Linked DNA regions of Homo sapiens: region 2 is linked to region 1. A link is an interaction called in ENCODE POLR2A ChIA-PET data of the cell type or tissue named here. Cell type or tissue: IMR-90. All regions are shown on one strand. Each heading gives the region's core, and the rest is flanking DNA. Links, peaks and the distances in the headings are about the cores only. Region 1 overlaps LINC02355 (long intergenic non-protein coding RNA 2355). Region 2 has its middle 100 kb from the start of LINC02430.

What was found. Peaks named below come from ENCODE experiments on the same cell type or tissue, not always from the same donor. Only the 100,000 strongest peaks of a DNase experiment are listed, where the experiment ranks them.
Region 2: POLR2A ChIA-PET joins it to region 1 with 6 read pairs; 2 of 35 experiments call an interaction of 5 or more read pairs at or near these places.

Annotation. Positions count from the first base shown.
Region 1 is chr4:149,160,579-149,169,093 of GRCh38, reverse strand. All of the region lies in intron 2 of LINC02355 (long intergenic non-protein coding RNA 2355), which reads right to left. Among named protein-coding and RNA genes, the nearest start is that of LINC02355, 11 kb to the right of the region's middle. In IMR-90, for the core only: a CTCF peak has its summit at 4,584; a DNase peak (open chromatin) is centred at 4,633; H3K27ac peaks cover 1,921 bases.
Region 2 is chr4:149,049,009-149,057,523 of GRCh38, reverse strand. No RefSeq gene overlaps it. Among named protein-coding and RNA genes, the nearest start is that of LINC02430, 100 kb to the left of the region's middle. In IMR-90, for the core only: no CTCF peak of the experiment used is centred there; no DNase peak of the experiment used is centred there.

The DNA.
Region 1 (8,515 bases), core at 1,799-6,798:
AACCTGAGCCTCTGAGTACATGTAACTGGGTCCTACTTGTGGTTGACTTCCATCATCTGAATGCTCTGTTCAGATACTCTGCTCTTCACTATTTAGCTTTCCTTACTAGAAACTCTTTTAAGATATTAATGCTTTTTAATGCTTTAATTTTGATGTAGTGGATGTATCCTACAGTGACGCTCTTCCTCCTGCTTCTATAAACCATGCATTCTTTTGTACCAGACCTGATATTCAATCTCAGCTTCACTTCCTATTTCACAATCTCTAGAAGTTGGATTGTGACAAGGAGTAATGAACCTCAATAGGCAAAGCAACTATGCTGCCTGGTACTGGGTTAAGAATTATGACAGAACCCTACGTATTCTCATGACAGGAGCATGTATCCTTAATTAATAGAATGACCATGTAATTTATCATACAAATATGGATACCTTTGAGAGTGAAAAGGTGGAACTATTAAAAATTACACCAGAATAACAGACCTAAACAGAGACTGTTCTGGGCAAACCAAGACATCGGGCTATACTACAAATTGAGGATTTTCTGAAGTACTTTCTTTAGAACACATCCTGAGGTGCATTTCTGTGAATAAAATGGGTAATACGATCAAATAACTAACTCACTAGAGAGTGACTTAGATATTAAGAAGGAAAGGTCAAATTTGTTATTATCTACATAGTTTGACCCTCTTTACTTCACATTTCACATCCTATATTTTTGTTTTCTGTGGGACTTTGTGGCAGATGCTACATGTTATTTTCCATGACTTTTGGCAAGATAGTAGTAATTTTTCTGATTTCCTTAAATTTTCTTAAATTCATTTGGAAGGAAAGAAATTTCCCTAATCTGTTATTCCCATAATGCTTAGTACTGGATTATTATTCTTCAGCTACCATACTTTCTTGTTTGATTAGAAAATGAGTAAATTAAAGCAAAATTATGTGTGAATATTTGACAAATTATCTTTAATTATAAGCAACAAGGTATGAAAGGTAACAAATTCAGGCCAAAAGTCAGAACACTCATTTTTAAATTTAATCTCTGCTATTAACCATCTATGAGATGGTAAGTGAGCCCTCATATTCTCAAAGGAAAAAAAAAAACAAGAGGATAGAACATTCTACCTGCCTTCTATGTGCTAGGATTGTGTGAGGCTAGGCATAAATCTCATTTACCCCCTGTAACTGTCCTGTAAAGGTGACACTACATTGTTTATTTGCAAGTTCATAGAAATTTAGTAACTTCCCCCAAACCCTCACCTAGAAAATGATAGGGCAGGATTTGAATCCAGTTTTGTATGCAACGTTCATGCTGCCAGAAGAACATTTCTTTATTTAGCTTGAAAATAAGAATCTTATTAGTAAATCACAATATTGTTGTGATGATTCAAAAATAATTAAATACTAAAATATGTTTCCAAATTCAAACAATGTATAAATTTGGGTATTACTGGTCCTTTTCCTTGTATTCTCTATTCTTTTCTTGAGTCTTTAAATTGGGATTTAAATAAAACTTTTGAAACAGCTATTATATTTTATAAGAAGAGAATGGACTGCGAATATTTTTCCAAGTAGTGTCTAATTTCCTTTGAGTCCAAGTCAAGTGCGAGACCACCATGCTGGGATGGTATCTGTTCCTAGGGGCTCGTGCCATGGGCATTTGCATCTTTCTATTATCACCACTCTAGGTCACCCTGACATTTCAAAACACCTGCTTTGTCTTGTATTTATATTGGAGTCCTTTATTAGACCAAGGTACAGTTTATTTTTAATTATTATGTATTCTGCCTTCATCTATAAGATGACATTCTAGCTAATCAACTACAGCACTACCATTTAAGGCAAGAGAAGAAGGTGAAAGGAGAACAAGGCAATTACAAGGTTAGTCTCTATTTTCAAAGCATTGCCTGAGGCTCCATTCAGGTAATTCCAATTAACTTTTATGGAAAGTTACTCAGCTAAAACTCCAGCAAATGCTACTGTAACTAGATTCAGTGCTCTAGCGCTACATAACTGCTGAGGAATTTAAGCTATAAATTTTTTCACACATACCAAAAACAGTGCTTCCAAGACTGACCTACGTGATATGTTCCCCATGGTCTAATGCAAATTAAGATGACTGTGATATAAAGATCTTCAAGACCAGGGTCATCATGGAAACATTAGCAGACCCTTCACTACCAAAGCCCTGTGGGGGGCCATTAAGATATTTTATGGAAGTGCTAGTGGCAGCCTTAGAGCAAATGGCAAAGAGCAGGAAACATAAGCAACTGTAAAAAGAAAACAAAACAAAAACCCAATAAGAGACAATGAGGACATCATTAAAAACATAAAGGCAATGAAAATGCCTATGGTGTATTTTCCATTATCTGTGACCTTGGGTTGCAGTTTTGGCTCTGTGTTCATTATCAGTTTCAGAAAAATGTCGCCTCATACTCCTCAGCTCACACATTCTTTGTATGATTCCTTAGAAGAGGAGAGACAAAGTCCAAAGCTGGCTGACAAAACACAATTTACTATTCTCATCTGGTAGGAATTTTTTCTCTGCACTTTTCATTATTGTCTCTTAGGGAATCTATCCAGGATGACAAGAAGATAAAAATTAGTTTGAGGCCCATTACCCTGTCTTGAATGTTCATAGCCTCCCAGTGTGTTATTCATATTAACAAATTCAGCTTTCTGCCTCCAAAAGGCAGTCAGTTAGCAAGATTCCACTGAGCAAAAGAGATCTCTTAGCCACAGTTAACCTGTCAGGTTATCATAAATTAGAATCACAGATAACAGTAATCTAGATGTAGAAATGTTACTCAACCTAGATCATGATCCAAATTTGTAGGTGATTTCCAACAACTCCTCTAAAAAATAAATAGGTTTCTTAATTCCTAATATGTTCAGCTTTTTCTTTTGTGTTTTTTAAGTGCAACACCAAAAATATATATGTGCTTTAATTTTAAGTGAAATAGGTATTGTATATTCTAAATAAAGTAATTGGAGTTAATTTCTCAATTCTTCCCATCACAAGGCATTTTATTCCAGGTATCCCAAGGTTAAAGTCGATGCCACCACAGACTACTAGGAAAATATATGTCCCCATTTCTTCCATTTGCTTTGCATGTATAAATACAGTTTTTACATAATCTTTTTGTAGAATACTAAATTAAATGTGACTGTGAAGCCTGTATTTTTCCAATATTTAGTAGTTGTTTGATGAAGTTTGGCAACCTAATTCTCATAAAAATGATTAAGTAGAATTATACTAGCAAGAATCAGCTATCACATAATATTTGTGACAGTGGATAAGAAATAAGATAGTGAATGGGAATTTTTTTTTCTCTGTCTTGTTAATCAGATAACCTTTCTATATGATTCTTACATAATTGAAACTTAGATCCTAAAGAATTAAGCATGAAGTATATTGGGGGTTCTTCTTTGTGATCAGTCTGAAATGGTTTGATTTGTTATCCTTAGAAATACTCTCTTTCTAGGTAAAGTAAAGTATACTAATTTTTTTCTCCATTTCCAATGCTACTCTTCTTACTTAATTTTCTACTGGTACAACTCTAAAGTAAAAAAAATCATTAGATTTGAACTAGAAAATGAAAATTACTTACAGAGATTATTATATTTCTTTTCATTTGAAAAATCTTTCAAAACTGACCTGTAGCATTCTTGAGGCTCATATTCAGTTAATGGTTGAGTCTCTCTCTTTGCACCTAAAAAGATGCATTCGATAAGAATCTTTCTGGAGGGAGAGGGGGCGTTAATTAAAGTTCCTCTCTCCAAAGCAGTCTCATCTTCATTTTAGAATACACATACTAGAGAGAATAGTTAATTTTTTAACTTAGTATGAATCTATTTTGAAAACTACCCCCCTACTTCCATGCTTACACTTGATGTCGAGGTCAGTTGATTCGTGGAAGTTAGAAAGCAGATTGAATAGTCAGAGAATATGGCAGAAATGTGGATGTAGAGAGTCCTTCAACCTTGACCTCAACCACTGGATGAGTAAGAAGCTAGAAGAAATTCATGGAGCCAAATCAAGTACAACATCAGCCAAGAAGACAGCCAGCAGGGACCAGAACCCATAGCCACAGTAGAACAAAGCTAAGGCTGGAATACCAAAAATTGTGAAAATAGATGTAATTTTAAAAAGTTCAAGGTCAAGGCAGATGGTTGAAATCTAGTGTCTCTATAGAAACAATAAGCAAAACCATACCAATAGTGACAGACCAATGTTCAAAGAGGTATCTTGTTTTAATTTCTTGACTTGTAATTGGTTGTGAAAGGCAAACATCAAGCTCACAGTGCCTTATCTGGATTCTGAAGAATGTGTGTGTGTGCATGTGTGTGTGTTCCTGTGTGTAGAAAATAAGAACCCCCTGGCTGGGGTGTAGAAGGGTGGGGAGGGATAGTTACAGAGGAATTATAGCACTTCTCTTTGGGATCAGAATGGGACTGTGCTCACCTCACAGTGTTACCCTTTTCCCCCTGGTCCTCCCAGAATGGCCCAGCTGCTTAGCCACACTACAAAGAAATTCCACGCGCATGTCCTGAAAGACCTCTTGTGGTGAGGCACTGTCTGTCTGCTTTCAGGCTGGGTGCTTTGGCAAAATCCATTCATTCATTAAAGAAAGTAATGCTTTCAACCTCTTTCCCCCTTTCTTTCCAGGAGAGGGAGAGATGCCTCAAATTCTTCTATGGCAACTCACTTTATGTATGCTTTGGAACAGGATATGATAGGAAAGAGGGGGCAGATTAAGTTTATATTTGAAAAATTCCTTCTGCGTGAAATATGTGCCTGCTCTCTCTACTACCAAGTTAATTTTTTCCTCTTCTTTTTCCTTTTTGATTGTTGACTTTTAATCAATTAATAGCAAAACCAAGGAGTTAGGTGGACTGTGACATATATTATCACCCTTATTTTCCCCAAAATGTAGGACTTCTGATAAACTGTTGGAAGATAGAGTTGCTTTTACAAAACATCATAGGTTCCTCACTTCCAGGATAGTGTAGGAGAAAATGTGAATTATATATTGCTTTTCTTTAAGGTTGCAGGCAAGTCATGGATTATTTACACATGGTATATGACTGTCTAGAAAAAGAAACAAAATCAAGAACATTTAAGAACTAATAAAAACATTTAGAAATACTGCCAGATATAAAATTAACCTACAAAATTATACAGCACTGGCAATAAGCAACTAGAAAAATAATTAATAAAAATCATGTACAAACACAGCAAAAATTATAAGGTATATAAGTATTAACTTTATTTAGAAAGCTTAAGATCTTCTTGGAGGAAACTACATTAATAAAAGACAAATAGAAAGACATCTCATGGTTGTAGACAGACGTTGTTTACATTATACAGATGATGCTACCTATGTTCTTCTATAAATTTAATGCAAGGTTAGTTAATATCTATTTAGACATTTGAGGAACTCAGTAAAGTTTCTTAAGTTACTTGGAAAATAGAGATCCACAAATAACTACAATTTGAAAAATGAAAAATTATATATAGAGAAATTGCCTTATCAGGTTTTTAAGATCTATATTCTGAACAGCAAGCAGGTAATCCATGGATCCTGAGCTAGGTGTGCATTTACATGCAGAAAAGACCCAGGGAAGAATCTCACTAACTTTCTTTCAGTTCTCCAAAGAGCATGACCCAAGGAAAGGAGAGAGAATGAAATAGAGGCTGAAAGGCTGAAACTGTGTCACCACTTGTGAGGTAAAGGAATTCCACACTACTGAAAAATGTGAGCTGATGAAGATCAGACTCGTACCAATGAGTTTAGTAACTCCTCTGACCTTGAGGAGTACAGGTAGTGAGGAGGGCAAAGGCTCTCTTACAAGGCCAAGTGTGAAAGTGATGGAAAGTGACAGTGAGAACATGGGGACTGGGGAACATGGGCTTCCCTCTTCATAACATTCATAACATTCTATCATAAGGATGTATCATAAGTCATTGAACCATTTTCAGATTCTTGGAAAATCAATTTGTGTCTAATTTTTTAGCATAAATAATACTGTAATATATTGGTAAATTTAAATCATTGGATACCTGTCTCTGTTTAAATATTGTTTGCAAAAATATAAAAAATAAACAGCTAAACACCTTTTCACAAAGTGTTTCAAATTTAACATGAGCATTTACTTAGCACAGTGACCAAGTTCACATTTGCCCTGAAGATGATTATTACTTTTTTAATTTTAAAAAATTTTTGTATGTTTAGGAGGTACAAGTGCAGATATCTGACATGCATATATAGCATAGTGGAAACTCTGGGCTTTTAGTGTACCCAGATAGTGAACATTGTACCCAATAGGTGATTTTGCAGCTATCACCACCCACCCCCCACACACACCTCCCTGTCCCCTGCCGCCCTACTATCTTTTGGAGTCTCCAGGGTCTACTCTTCCACTCTCTATGCTCATATGTTCCCATTGTTTAGCTCCCAATTATAAATGAGAACATGTGGTATTTGACTTTGTTTCTAAGTCCTTTCACTTTGGATAATGGCCTGAGGAAGGTTATTAGAGTTTACTTTGTCCAGTACCTTTATTTCCATTTGCTTTCTATGAATATTGACTCTAAAGTCAATAGCATGTAGGTGACAGTCAGCAGGCACCCTTTTGATTCATACATTAGCACTTGCACAGACTACTGAGGCCTGCTTGGAATATCCAAATCTTTGCTATGAGAGGACAAGACTCACAAAAGGAACCTCCTCAAGGCTGGCTTCCAGATCAAGGATTTTGCTAATGCCCATAGTCGTTCTAGAAACTGGCCTAAAGATTACAAAACTGCTTTTTTTTTTTCTTAAAATAAAGACTATTCTGTCCCCACCTCAGTATGAAATTTGAACTTATTAGGGCAAATTGAAACAAAGATAATTCCCATACTTAGTCACACTCCTTTCCTCCCTTTCCCCAATGATTTCATCCAAAGCCTACCATTCTCAGCCCAGTTGTCTGTGGAAAAATATTTTAAAATATTAGAGAGACTGCCTCTTGTTGGACTTCTCAAAAAGTATTTGCAGAGCTAAAGTGGTGATTGCTTAAGTTGTTAATACCTATCTTTTATTTCATCCATTCATTTCTTTATTCACTCATTCATTAAACAAATAGTTATTAAGGGCCTTTACATTGTCATTTATAATGTTTGATCCAATGGTGAATAAAACAGACATATTCTGTATCCTATGGAACAGATGTAAAATGAAGAAATAAAGTAATTACAAATTGTAATGAGTGAGAAATATAAATTAAACCCAAAAAAGGAGGTGAGATAGAAAATCATGGAAAGGAATGACTTGGGATGGAGCTCTTTCAATGGTATATCCATATAAGAAAGATCATGTGATATTTTTTCTGATGTAAATAAACACAACCACTTAAAATGCAACAACAAAAATCAAAATATGAATATTGCATGAGAATTATTCACTGTAGTAGAAAAAAAATTGCTACAGTTCTATAAAGTCATCTTGATGTATCAAGTACAATTTCCAAGTTTCTAAGCAAAGACTTGCCTTGACAGGATTATTAGTAGCTGATAACTGTGGATTTGGGCTGTCTCATTTTAGTCATGTCACTTGTGGGACATATTCACCAGGAAGCTATGCCAACTGGCACCATATCAAGAAGATTGAACTGCTCTGGGAAGGAATTCTAAGTATGGTACACCCAAGGACTAGACCCAAGAGGTTTAGCAGAGAAGCTCTGCTGCAGAAGAGCCAAGTCATTAGTATTTATTTCTTAACCATCAACCCTGAGGATTGTGTGTGCATATGTGAGCCATTGAAACTGTGCTCTGAAAGTGTAAACTGAAGACAGTACATACCTGACACAATTTAGAAAAGACAGTGCTTCCTGTATAGATCACAACTATTTTAGCAAAACAGTTATTAAAAATAACTACATTACCTCATGCCTGTAATCCCAGCACTTTGGGAGGCTGAGGCAGGTGGATCACGAGGTCAGGAGATCGAAACCATCCTGGCTAACACAGTGAAACCCCATCCCTACTAAACAAAATACAAAAAAATTAGCCGGGCATGGTGGTGGGCACCTGTAGTCCCAGCTACTCAGGAGGCTGAGGCAGGAGAATGGTATGAACCCAGGAGATGGAGCTTGCAGTGAGCCGAGATAGCGCCACTGCACTCCAGCCTGGGCGACAGAGTGAGACTCCGTCTCAAAACAAAAAAACAAACAAAAACCATACTACATTTTTCAAAATTAACTTATTTATCTAAATACTAAATATGAAGCACAAAAGATGCCTTAGTTCATGTTAAGGACCATATTCTTGTAAAGCTATATAATGTCATTTTTGGAATACAAACTGCATTTGCTCTGAGCTTTCCATGCACGTGCAAAATAAAACACCCCCAGCAAATGCCTGTAGCCACTCCAATATATACCACCTACTGTGGCTTCCCCATATATCAAATACAGCTGAGTTTATTTCAAGATTGTTAAGAATGCATCTCACCCACAATTGTTAAAATGTA
Region 2 (8,515 bases), core at 1,418-6,417, 110 kb after region 1:
ACTTTCACTGAATCTTTTTCCCAGGTAACATAGAAAGACAGGTGGACCACCAGGATTTTATGCAAGCCACTGTTTAACTCTCTTACTGTAAGTGGTTCCTTTGACATCATCTATATTGCTGGGGAAAGACTTCCAATGGGTTTATAGATTTGAAATCTGTAACTCAGGAATGGTACAACAAATGGGCCAACAAGCAAAAAGCATAATGCCTGTTCCCCCTCCTCTTATTCCCAAAGAGTTCAGAACAGATAAACAGTGACTTGTATAACAGGAGTTTTAGAGGTGGTAGAAATGCCTTTTGCCGTATCATATTGTCTCCTTCATGGGCATAATACCAACTGACACTATTTGCTGAGGTTGAACCAATTCTTGAGGCTTGCTTTTGTGGCTTCTCCTGCAGAAGCAATCCTTTGGTACACAAATGTATTGTTTTGTGCTTTCAAGTACAATCCTTCACTCACTATTTTAACCTTAAAGCAATGGTTAATTTACTCCATTGAGATCATACACTAATTTTAGCAATTTTCATTGCCTTGGTTTCATGGAAGAATCATAAAATAAGGTTTAAATTTCCAATACAAAAATTATTTTCATTCTGTAGAAGGAGGCCATTTTTTACATTAGTTAATCTGTACTTCTTGGCTTACTTGAACAGAACAAAAATGCAGCACACCTATAAACGAGTAAAACTGGAATTTCCTCCTTCTTAAGAAAGTAAATCACAAGCATTCTTAAGCCCCAGGGAGGTGTGTTATGTATACATTTTTGGCTGTAACATAGCTCTACTATGGAACATTAATTTAAAAAGCAATAGGACCTTCATATTACAGTCAAACAATCTGTACATAACTTGCTTTCTCGTTTTTGCACATCATGCCTCAGCCCCCTCTAGTATCCCTCTCTTCCCTGATTCCAACTAAGGCTCCATGTTTACTGATGTGAGTTTTTTCTTTTTTTCTGATTTCACATTCCCCACGACATTTAACTTGAACTAAGAGGTTAAATATGCCACCTCCTCACATACGTGCCCTCAAAATGTGAAGATTTAAAGACTGGGCTGGGCTTATGAATCAGGAATGCAAATTATCAACCAAATGACAACTGTTAACTGAAGTCTCAAAGAAATTGTGCCTGTTTAACAGCTAGGTAGCTAATAACTATACTTATCTAAACATGACTTGGGTTTTTATTCATTGTTGTATATAAACAGGGATGGGGACAGCGCGAGAGAAGTTTTTCAATGTGGTAATTATTTTTCAGTTTCTTCGTTGTTCTTCTACATGTTGTGATATTCTGCCTCCCAAATTCTGGAAACAACTCCAGTGATTTGATAGGAATGTCGTTCATGCAAACAGATGGAGTATTTGAGAGAATAAATAAAAATATTCAGTGAAATTTCCATGCAGAAGTAGCATACCTTCTGCGAAACATCAATAATGGATTGATAGTTAATACTAACATTGTGAAATTATCAATTATCAATAATATCCAAATTACTTTTGCTTTAAAATAAGAAAAAATTATTTGATGCTTTGGAGTTGGGGAGGTAGTAGTTAATAAATTTTTTTAATTTAATAAAACATATATGCAACTGACACATGACCTCTGAAAATAAATAAAGCAGCCAAATGATCTCTATATCCTTCTGGTGCTGTTGGGTAGATGCCAAAGTGCAGTGCAGCTGGTAGAAATGCATCTGTGCTCGCCAAATATCATTGCTGCATATTCACTCATGAATGCAGAAGCTCCAGCACATCCAGAGACTGCTGGACAAATAGGCCAGACCCACACTGCTTGCACAGACATTTAGTTTCAATCACATATAGATTCCCTTACACTGATGTGTATTTGTGTGTGTGTGAGCACAATATTACTGAACCAAATTGTTCACTTAAAGTTAAATCTTCACATGCAATTACCACAGTACCATATATGCAATACAGTAAGCACCAAGTAAATACCAATTAAGGTTGATGAGATGGATGGATATAAAAAAGATTGACTGCTTCCATGATGTGGAAAATGGTGTAATCAATACATTAGCTATGCAAATCTGAAAAAAATTATACTTCTGTGAACATCTATGCACACAACTGCTCAAGTTACAGTTGGAATATGACAAATGTCAAATGATATTGTTAATTTTCAAATTTCATAATGGAAGTAAAATATCTGAAATTCATAGTTTCTAAAACTGCACCAAAATATAAGAAATAAAAGATACAGTCCTGACTTTGTAATTATTGTGCTACCAAATATGAAAAAATGGTATACACAAAATGCAGTTTTCAAATAGGTTTTATTACAATCTGAGAAATTTGTATGCTTACATCTCTGTGGTGCGAGGGACAGAAATGCTCAAATATTTCAAACCACTGAAAATTCACATCCAATATATAACAAAAAGAAAAGATTAAATTGTGAATTAAGAGTAAGAGAAATAGACTTTGTGAAGAGGAAAATATTTTTCTAGATTGCCAGAGCATGTGTGGTTTGCACTTTCATGTTTTCCTCATACTGTTTAAAACATCAGATTTTAAAGACAATGTGACTGTATTCATTTGTTTCCATAGATTCATGTCATTACCACATAGTATTTTAGAAAAACTTTTATATGCAATTGTCTGTGAATTTATAACCAATCATGTAATGAGAGAATTTTAAATACATATGCTCATTTTAAATAACATTTCTGGATTTAAAAATATATGGACACGTGAGTAAGATGTTTATAACCTTCACTGTGCTCTGGCTAAGCGTTTAGTGTATTTAACATGGAATAAATGCTAGTCGTGTGCTCAGAAACACACAAATGACTACAACATGCATCCGTATTTAATGATGGAGTCCCACTCTTTGCAGCTATAAATAACTTGTCTGCAAGAAATATGAATGAATGGAAAGATAAAGCTTGTGTTTTGCAACTTGATGTGTACAGGATCCCAGCCATAATCACTTATTCCACAATCCATATCACTGCAGAAAAACTTGCTTCGTGAATAGCACACAGCTTCTGTGTGCAAGTAAGACCCTTGGGTTAGCTACTCTGGAAGTTCAAGTTACACTGCTTCATTTGCCTGCCTTTTCACTGCTTTCCTTCAGCTGTGTGAACTATTTCATTTTGACATTTTAAATACCAACCTCCTTAAGATAAAATGTGACTGGGTCCTTTGGAGTGCTTCCTGGCATGGATCCTCTTTGCAAAATGGATGTGCTTTAATAATAGATATTATTCTAAAGCTACCACTGGGCTCCTACCTTTAGCAAATGTCTGAAAGAATTACAGACCTTTATTTTGGTAGTTGCCAAGCTGAGCACTGACCAACCTGGAGGGGGAAGGAGAAGTGGAGGATAAGTATGCCATATATTTACTTACTTATTTATAAAATGGAAAGAAGAAATATTAGATAGAGCCTAATGTATTACTACCTATGACCAAGTTGCTGCTGCTATCCAAGTCAGCTTTTAAAAGTAATAGAAGCAATATATTTTAGTCTTTTCATTTGCTTTTGCCTGGTATTTCTGTGAATGTTCTCCTGTGTTAACCGTAGAATCATCTCCTAATGCCACACTGGGATGTCTGGTAATATCTATAATTTAGAACAGCATATGAAGAATAACAGGCTATTGACATTGTTCCTGCAACCCCTATTACTATACGTTCCAAAATACTATATGTAGGTCCTAAAGAAACAGGGGCTAGAGACAGCATCCAGGGTTTCCAATGTGAAGATGACAGATTGCTCTAATACAGACATGACAGGCAGTGTAATTTCTAAAAAATCTAATCTCATGTTGCGTCTGAAAGGAGTATACAGGAGTTACCCAGCGGCCAAACAAAAATAAAAAATAAATAAATAAGAGGGAAAGATAAAATCTTATGAAGCATTTTTTTCCCACAGCATTTTTCTGAAGCAATAGCAAGGAGAAAAAGCTATCCTGACATAAAAAATAGATCTAAAACACGCAGTGGCTGAGGAAGGTGGTGAAAATGCAATTGAACACGAGGCAGCTAAAGAGACAGGGCCAACACTTTTGGAATAGCAAGCAGTTTGGTTAAACAATAAACAACATATAATTGAAGACTGCTCCAAAGAGCTTGCCTCTGGACTGTGCTGTCTCTATTTACTGAACACACGCCTGCCATTGGTCTGTGCTGAGCAGACCTGGCACTCAGGTGACCTGACTTTGACTTTGAGAGTCCCCTAAGAAAACTAATCCCAGACAGGCTTAAGGAGAATCTCAACATCTCACTCTGTCTCCTTTCTCCTGCTATCTTGACACAATAGGTTAAAACTGGAGGATTTTCATATTACCTTGTTTTTCATTTTGAAACAGAATATTTTGAAGCTGTATAAAAATATGTCAATTTCCTATTGTAAATACTACAGGTATAAACATTTAAAACAGACATACGGATCATGCTTAAATGGATATTTTAAGTGCAACTATTGGAGGGAAAGTACTCATATCAGTAATATTGCTTAAAATAAAATTCCCAAGCATTTCTTCAAGGAGAATTTGGGGTTAACTAGCATAAGGGGAGATTGCAGAGAATGCAAGAGCCAGGCATTACAGGCAGGAACTATGTAACCCACTGCCCCCGCTCATGCATCTGCTGGATCTCAGAAACTCAGACTTGCATTTTAAAAGCTGTGTCTTTCCTATAGCCATCATGGGCTGACACCAGGGCCTGGTGGCATCACATGCACTGCCAACAATTGGTGAGACTGTGGGAGGATAAAATGAAACACACAGACCTATCAACCTCTTTAACCACCAGGCCTGCAAGATGTTCATAGTTGAGCTTGTATCTTCCCATCTGTCTCCTTGAAGTGAAATTATTTTCATCAAAAAGAAAAAAAGTATTCAGTGTTCATAGTGAGGAAAAAGTGCCTGGTCGAGAGTGTGTTTATTTAAAAAGAAATTAATTCCTAGCCAAAAAAAAAAAAAGAGGTGAATCAGTTAGTTTTGATGGAGATAACAAGAAGTAGCAACGAGCTACTTAAAAAGTTATTAAAAGAATACACTTTCCCTCAAAACTATACCTTAAGTTTATTTTTTATTCCCTTTCCCTAGTGTGGTATTTTCATTAACAGTGGAAAAGCCAACCATGAAGTCCCAGAGACAAGCTTCCTTTCAGTTTCTTAATTCAACTCAAACATACACTGAGGCTAATGTACCTGGCAGAGTGGAGGAGATGGAGAAGAGGCCTTCACAAAAGGGTAGGAAAATCTGCAGGAGAGGATAGGCATAATTAGTGACCTCTCAGCAAGGCAGACCCCCAGCCAGTCACAGGGAAGTTCTCTTCATATCCTGATGTGTCATGACTAAGCCTGTCTCTGGAACTATTAAGCTGGTTCCCCACTGGGTCCCTGTTCGCCTCAATGAAGGTGCTCAAAAGCAAGTTCCACCAAGAGCAAGCAGCTGAGAGATGAAGGAGAAGCTAAAGATGCTGTTCATCCGTAAGCCAGATGAGCAATACTAGAATATTTAATATTCAGTCTCAGCCATTTTTCCAAAAATAATAATATCAGAAAGGAAATTGTCTTCACATTTCACAGACATAAAACTTAGATTATCCTATTAGGAAGATTAAATATTGTAATGATACAATTCTTCCCAAATCAATTTCTATCTTCAAAATGCAGTCCCCAAAAATTCCCAATGGAATTTATTTTGTAACTTTGGAAAACTTACTGAAAAATACATCTGAAAAAATAAACAGTGAGGAACTATCCAAAATAATGAAAAAGATGAATTAAATATTGGGACAAGAGGACTTATTCTGTTATAAGAGCCAATAATTTAAATGGGTAGGTAGGTAGATGGATAGATAGATAAATATACATACATACATGCATAGATACAAAGATGCATAGGTGCATAGATAATAGATACAATCTGAGCTGGATTGTCAGTGTTCAATGTTCAAAAAAAATCTATAAAAATTGGAAGAAACTACTACTAAATATTGAATTGACCTCAGGATATGGGGAAAAAGTTTTAAACATAAAAGTAGTTGAAGAGTTTGCATCTTGGAACTAGATATCTGCACATTACATGTTCTTTATTGTCATAAAAAATAAAAATAATACCAGCCAATCACTAAAAGGGTTTGAATAATCCAGTGGAAATGCGTAGCTTGCTAACGACTGTAAACTAGCCACAAAGAGTGCAATTTCCACGTCCCTGAGAATATAACTAAAACCCAAGCTTCTCATTTGTGTTTCAAATTTGATAAAGCATTTTTATGGCATGACAGTCACAGACCAGTTGGCTATTTAGCCTTTGGGTCATGTATGGAGGATGCGAGTTGTAGGATTCCTACTCTGTAGTAATGTTAGACACCTGAAGGTAAGCAGAGCTTAAGGGCAAGGCAGGAGAACCTCCTCCCACTGAGGAGGAAGGCCTGAGACAAGGTGAGGGAGTGGGAGTGGAGGCTACTTCCCAGAGGAGGGCAGTGTGTAGGTCAAGCTGGCGGCAGAGCAGGGAGTTGAGAAACAGGGAAGACGAGTGCAGCAAGGGAGGCAGAGCAGGACCTCAGGGAAGGAGGCAGAGGGCCAGCTTAAGCTTTCGGGCCTTTATTCACCGTCAATGGACAGGCTCTGCTGGTTGTAGAGGGTAGAGCCAGGGTGGAAGTGAAATTATGAGGGTTTCCTCCAGAGTCCTTTTCCAGTATTTTCCCTCACCTTCTTCTGTTACCTGTCTTGTTTTGGCTCAAAGCAGCAATGACTTAAGAAAATCCATTTATAACTATCAGCATTTTCAATGATCCAGCAAGATACTTCTCTGCTTTATTTTAAAGATCTTGGATGATGACTTTTATCAATGGCCTAAATATACAGCCCTTGAATAATATGCTCTATTCTCTGGAACACTATTATCTTCTGTCACAAATGCAGTATTTCTCTTCCTGTTCAGTATATTCACTAAGATTTTACATATATTTTATCATGTTCATCTTTTTATTTTATAACTTACTTCCCCCGCTCCCCAATCCTTAATCCTAAATATCTAGGACTTAAAGTTTGCATAGTTATCTTTCCTACCAACCATACATGTCCTTCTCTCCCCTTTCTCTTTCTATAGCCTCACTTATATAGCTTTACATTCTTAAGTGAGATTAGATGTGCACAAATATATATATATACACACACATTTTATCTTTTCAGATTTCTTTTCTATTTGGATCTCTGCCAACCCTATATCCCCATTTTACATTTCAGTGAATTAATTCAGGGGCTGAAATTGTTCTCCCTGGTGTTTTATGTCTTCTGTCTAGCTCAAATTCACTAGTGAAGTATAAAAACTTTATCTTGTCCTTTAAAAAAGAAGAATTGGTGGGTGATGCAAAGCATGTTTAGGAACCAAGGCAGCAGTAAACAAGATAGGCAGCAACCTGCTACCTTCTAGGGATCAGCTCTGTGGGGTGTCCCTAGTCCCTGCTAGGAAGTGGTCTCCCCTGCATTCCCCACCTTCCATCTAAGGCACTTGCTGGCCTTAGATGTTCCTTCAGTGATTCGTGATTTAGGAAATCCCTTCTCAACCTTCCCACACTGCTTCAACCCTTCGTTCCTATCAAGCGAAGAATTTGTGGTCTACCGTTTTTCTCTTTATCGTGGTGGATAATTCAAATACTACACAAAGGTGTAAAGAAAAGACTATAATATTAATGAAAATTGATTTTAAAGAATTAACCCAGCCTCTCTGTCACTCATCAATATGTCCAATTGTCAGCTGGACTTTACTTTTATAAACATGGTTACAATTGCTACCATCAAAAATACTTTGCATAAGTACAGCTAATGTAGCTGTAGGGCAATATTTAGTGTAACAGCTGGTCTTAAACAGACACAGGTATTTGAAAGAGTAGAGGCTGAAATACTAGCGTATCAAGGGTTGCCTCTCTTTCATAATCCCAAATGGATTCCTGGCTTGGTAATTAAAGAAAATAATATATTTTACCTGATCTTAAACCTTCATTTTCCCTGAATTAAATAGACAATTTTCTTCTCAGTCTGAAGGAAAGTCCTGCAGTTTCCAACCTATTGTAAACGACGTATGTTGGTCTTTACATGCTCAAAAATAGGCACACGCAGGCTGAAAGAGCCAATGGAAAGACCCAGAATTCTTATTTCTGTAATCATGGTTTGGCGCAAACAGGAAGCTATAGAAGTTGTGTGTGCACAGAATTCTGCTTTTGGAATAAAGCAGCTCAGACGACAAAAGAAAGACATCAATGTGTAGAAGCCAATATAATTTAGATTAGCTAATTCTCAAAATACATTTCCTTAAATTATTTTTGATTTAATAGCTCCCTATCTAATACCAATGAATTTCTTAATTTTCTTCTAGCATTGAAACAAACTCAAATGAGTTTGGTTGTCTTTATTCTGCTTGTGTATAAGGAAAAAACATCGTTAATTATATATTTGGATATATACACAGAAAAGTTTCCATCATGCTCACTGGAAGAGATGTCCCATCTTCAACAGCACAGAAAGGCAAAAAC